Linked DNA regions of Mus musculus: region 2 is linked to region 1. A link is a loop called in an ENCODE intact Hi-C map of the cell type or tissue named here. Cell type or tissue: heart. All regions are shown on one strand.

What was found. A loop is a pair of places that touch in the nucleus more often than their neighbours do. Peaks named below come from ENCODE experiments on the same cell type or tissue, not always from the same donor. Only the 100,000 strongest peaks of a DNase experiment are listed, where the experiment ranks them.
Region 2: it touches region 1 in a loop (1.9-fold over the local background); 1 of 42 quality-filtered maps calls a loop at or near these places.

Annotation. Positions count from the first base shown.
Region 1 is chr3:95,587,312-95,589,811 of GRCm38, reverse strand. It overlaps Hormad1 (HORMA domain containing 1), which reads right to left. Exons shown (of 15, transcript NM_001289532.1): 15 at 1,952-2,431. The coding sequence ends at 2,354. Golph3l (golgi phosphoprotein 3-like) reads right to left here and starts at 878. Exons shown (of 5, transcript NM_146133.3): 1 at 678-878. The coding sequence starts at 845. Gm40097 (a long non-coding RNA gene) reads left to right here and starts at 995. Exons shown (of 3, transcript XR_867468.2): 1 at 995-1,167; 2 at 2,396-2,452. In heart, a CTCF peak has its summit at 1,005; a DNase peak (open chromatin) is centred at 1,001; H3K4me3 peaks cover 1,570 bases; H3K27ac peaks cover 1,243 bases.
Region 2 is chr3:95,674,627-95,677,126 of GRCm38, reverse strand. It overlaps Adamtsl4 (ADAMTS-like 4), which reads left to right. Exons shown (of 18, transcript NM_144899.3): 17 at 1-16; 18 at 158-926. The coding sequence ends at 294. Gm52627 (a long non-coding RNA gene) reads right to left here. Exons shown (of 2, transcript XR_003954671.1): 2 at 885-2,500. Among named protein-coding and RNA genes, the nearest start is that of Gm52627, 3.7 kb to the right of the region's middle. In heart, CTCF peaks have their summits at 202 (motif pointing left) and 1,132 (motif pointing right); DNase peaks (open chromatin) are centred at 126, 1,536 and 2,106; H3K4me3 peaks cover 1,480 bases; H3K27ac peaks cover 2,500 bases.

The DNA of each region.
Region 1 (2,500 bases):
TCCTTTCCTCCCTAAATACTGTCTGTCCAGTCTTTGAAGGCCTACTAAAGACAAGTGAGGCCTTAAGGTGAATTCTATCTCTCCACTATGCATATATTAAACACTTAGAAATGGATTTTTCTTCAGTTGTATGTAAACAGAAATTTATACTTAAGCCCTTTAAAATGTTTATTATAGTCCCTCTTTTGTTATGGCTGTCTGTTACATTAAACTTCTCCAGGGCTGAAATATTGTCATCTTTTAATTTTTATATTCTCCATAGCAACTAGCACAATATCTTTAACGTTTTAACTGCTCAAATAAATATATACTCATTAAACAGCACCAGAAATACACACCAAGAGTCTTACAAACAATTCTTCATACAAGCGTATATTTCAAATATAATTTTCAGGGGAAGTAAGAAGAGTGAAGGAACAGAACACAGAACAATGCCTTAGGGTGCCAATTCCATTTGGCATTATTTCCAAACCCAATCCAAGAAACTTTAACACCCCGGGGAGAATGGGGGCAATTTTCTTTGAGGAATTCATCATTTCCCTGTGGCCACTTATTAGTTAAAATACCCTACTTGAAAACATGATGAGCAACAACAAATAAGTAAAAACCACCCTTTCTCTCTAAAGTAAAATACTGACCAGCTCTGTTGGATGTTAAGAAGTGTTATATTTGCTCACCTGACGTTGCTCCTGAGCTGCAGTGGGACGTAGGCTGCAGTTCGCGCTCTCGTTTTGGAGGGCACCTGTTTCCCGTACCCTAGGCGGGTTCCAGTAGGTGAAAAACTTCTCAGCCACACAGAGAGTACAAACTTCCTGATCCTTCGTTGCAGAGAGGGAATAACACATCAGCTTCCTCAGGATCACTAGGCAACCTACCTTGGTGTTTCTTCATTGGGCCAATCAGAAACCCCCAAGTTTGACTCTAGCCAATCGGAGCTTACGAGGGGAGGTCCTCCGGGCTATTGTGTTGCGATCCAGACAAACATCACCAAAAGGAGGCAGGTTTGGGTTCAACCTGACAGCTGGTCTGTCCAATGAAGGAACCTCGGTGGCTGCGAGGAAAAGGCTGCATCCCACCCCGATGAAATTACCCAATCAAAGTATTCTGTGAGATAGCACAGTGCTGCCAATCACGAAAGGATTCTGTTGGCCAATTTCAGTGTAGCAGGTGTTTTTCTGTAGCTGTCTGTATTGGCACTGCTGGTTAAGAAATGTTGGCATCCAAGCAATAAGGCTAAGAGTAAACTCTGAGCTTAACTTTGCCTCTAGAAAAACGTAATCTGACTCGGTTTGTGCTGTTTATACTGAACAGCATGGGTACTATTACACACATAACAGCTCTAGAGGGATGTTATCCCACTTTGATAATCCTGTAGCTACTGTACAGTTTGGAATATGGCTGCTAAAATTACAAGACGGAAACAGATCAAGTTTTTAGGTCTTCCTTTTCTGAAGCAAAGGAAGCAAATAGCTTGGGTGGGGCTAGGTTCCAGGTCTCTCAGCAAAACAATTGTTCACACTACCACTCAAAAGTTCTAAAATGTGTCCACCTCGCGAAAGATATACTTACTTAAATTCTCTCAAAATTAATAGCTGAACACTTTCTGTTAATTAAATAACTAGAAGCCCTGAAAGACCCTGCACACTGAGCATCTTAGTCATGGTATTAAGATGCCGGTCTTTTTTTTATTGGCCATTGCTTTTATCATTTTTGCTCTAAATACATATTTAAAAGTTGTTAATAGGGCTGGTGAGATGGCTCAGCGGTTAAGAGTGCCGACTGCTCTTCCAAAGGTCATGAGTTCAAATCCCAGCAACCACATGGTGGCTCATAACCATCTGTAATGAAATCTGATGCCCTCTTCTGGTGTGTCTGAAGACAGCTACAGTGTACTTACATATAATAAATAAATAAATATTAAAAAAAAAAAGTTGTTAATAACACACTATATCAAAATAGCAAACATTGTTTTAATAGCACCAAGTAAATGGTACAGTTTTAACATAAGTAAAAAGTGTATCCTTACAGAATTTTAAAGTCAGAATAAACACTTCAAAAATGGTTTTAGAGGGCCTTAAAACTTAACACATTTAAAAAAAAAGCTTTCTTTAAAATAGAAGGCAGGTTGTATTCAGTGGATATGAGCAGAATCAATGACATTTGTATTTTTGTTTAGTCAAAAGTTCCCTTGGATTTATCTCAGGTAAACACAATATAATAGCTAAAACTTTTATTAGTTTAATAACTATGAACTACAAAATAATTTTCAGAGGTACAGAAGGCACACCTTCAAATAATACAGCATATTAGTTTAAATGTTGAGAACTGCAAATTTGCATAAGAAAAATAATTTTTAGGTATGTTCCTTTGGTTCACTAACTCTCCTTTTCTTCAGCACTGACTCTTGACTAGATTCCAAGACGTGAAGGACCTGTTAAAAGAAAACAACTACGTAAGAGACTTTAATTTTTTGGGGGTGGGGTTCAAGACAGGGTTTCTC
Region 2 (2,500 bases), 87 kb before region 1:
TGCAACCAGCGACCAGGTAAAGAGCGTCCCACCCACCCCAGTAGAGGGGATGGAGTTGGACTATGGGCAGATATGAGAAGAGCTGGTGGGATTGGGTACCACGCTCCCAGAGGGGATGATGTCAGTCCAGTCTTGTGCCATTGACCTCTGTCCTCAGATGACCAATGCAAGGACAGCTCTCCACACTGCCCCCTGGTGGTACAGGCCCGGCTCTGCGTCTACCCCTACTACACAACTACCTGCTGCCGCTCTTGTGCCCATGTCCTGGAGCAGTCCCAGCTGGAACCGGCTTGAAACGGGTCCCAGAGACCCTGCCTTCGTGGTTTTCTTGTGCCACCCACTGACTAGCCCGCTCTGTACCCTCTGGCTTTTCACCTGGTCTCAGCCTTGCCAGAGGGATCCTCCAGGGTGAGAGACCTACAGTGTGATAGCTCAAGAAGTGTACCTGACCTGCCTGGGGGTCTGTCCTGTGTATGTTTATCACTTCCACAAAAGCAGCTTGAGAAAGAATAGGAAGTGGGCGGTGCCTGTATCCCTCATGCTTTTCTGGGCTGGGGAGAAAGGGGGAGAGAGCAAGGTTATATTTCCACACTAATCTGAGCTACATAGTGTGTGTCCCCCAGAAGTTCCAGGTCTGTGCCCCAATCCTCGTCTCCACATCTTCTAAATTACCCTGTTGTTCCCATCCCTGCCTTATCTAGTCTCTGTATTCCTACCTCCCTCATTAGCAGGGGCAGGGATCAGCCACTGCTACCCTACCTTACTGGGGAAGGACCACACCTCTCCAGGGCAGGGACCACTTGTGTCGAGGGTGAAAAAGAGAAACGTCAGCATAAGACATCCTAGCCCCAGTCGCCACTTCACACTGAAAATGATGCCCACCCCAGAAGTAATTTATTTTTTATTAAAGTTGGTTTTGACATAAACATGCTCTTCGTTATGTTCATGGGGACCCCACCATCCGAGCAATGTGAGGCCAGATGTGGTGTGGGAAGAGGAGCGGCATTTAGGGATGGGAGGAAGATGTGGTCCTCATGGGCTGTGGAGTGAGCTTCAAACCTGGGGCAGTCTGGATCAAGGGCCTAAGATTCTGTCCCACTACAGATCTGCAGATGGCTTACTGGCCACTAGAGGCCGCTACTTTTCCCAGTTTAGGAGCAGTAATGGGTGCTTGGATCCCAGCAGAGAGCCTGTGGTGGGCTTTTGGGTAGGCTCTTCCTGTTGTCTCTAGGAATCCAGCAGAACTTTTCAATGCAGGGCTAAGCTGGCTTGTGTGCGCACGAGCGTGGGGCATGCATGTTGCTTTTCAGGTTCTCTCGCTCTGGCCCTGTCTCCTCCTCTTTTACCCACTTCCCTGCTAGATGCCTGCTTACTGCTTTCCATGGGTGCATGGGGTGGTAACTTTGCCCCCTCTCTTTGCTCAGCAAAATCATAGGAGCTTGGCCCGCATGACTCTGTGACTGCAGGAGGAGGGAGGAGGGGCCAAGGCAGGACCAGATGTCCTGCCAGAGACACATTCCACAGAGATGTCTCACCAGGCCTCCTCCCTCCCCCACCACTTCCCTCTCCCTGTGTGTTTCTTTCAAAGTAAATAACTTGTTAAAGGTGGAGTGGACAGCCTTCTCCAGGGTCCTCTTCCCTGGCCCCTACAGTTGGTTCTGAGGCCTGACTTTCTTGCTGCCGATGCCCCGCTGGAGGCAGCCTTGTTCTGTCTGTGCCTCTTCAGACAGGCTGAGTATGGCCATTAGTAAAAGCCTGCAGACAGTTTTACTACTATTTTCTGAACACAGCTACACTCCTTGGATACCAAGTTCCCCTAAGAATAAAGTTGTTCCACTGTAGCAAACCCTTTGCTACATTAGAAGGGTACAAAGCTCCCTGCCTTGGGACTTAGGCTGTCCTCCCGCTGGATGTGGCTGAGCAGGAAGATGACAGCAAGCACAGTGTAAGGGGACTGAGTGGGTGACAAAGGAGGGGAAGGAAAATTAACCCCGGACAAACGGCTGAGGCGCCTGCTTAATATATCAAAGTGGACCTGACAGTCAACAGGTTCTCCCAGCATCCCTCAGTCGCTGTTACAAGGGTATGACTGGCACACCCTGTCTCCCAGCCCACGGGACTGGACTGCCCCTCCCTTTATAAGCAACCGTCCTGGCTACCTGCCCCTTTTGTACCTTTGGCCTACTGGTAGCTGGACCTGGTTTCTGCTCCCTTCCCCTCCCCCCTCTCCTCACAAGGTCAGGATCACTCTGAACTCTCCCAGATGTGGCTGCCTCTGGCTTTGTTCTTCTGATCTACTGTAAACTTTCTCCTTCGTCATACCTAGGAGCAGTCATATCTGTTCCTTTTTATTTCTTTTTTTTTTTTTTAATTAAAAAATAAAGCCATGGGTGATCCCAGCACGTGGGAGGCTGAGGCAGGAAGATCACAAGGCTAGCCTGGGCTATACTTGTGAGACCCTTTCCCCAAATACACCATGAAAAAAACCTGACTTTGGCCC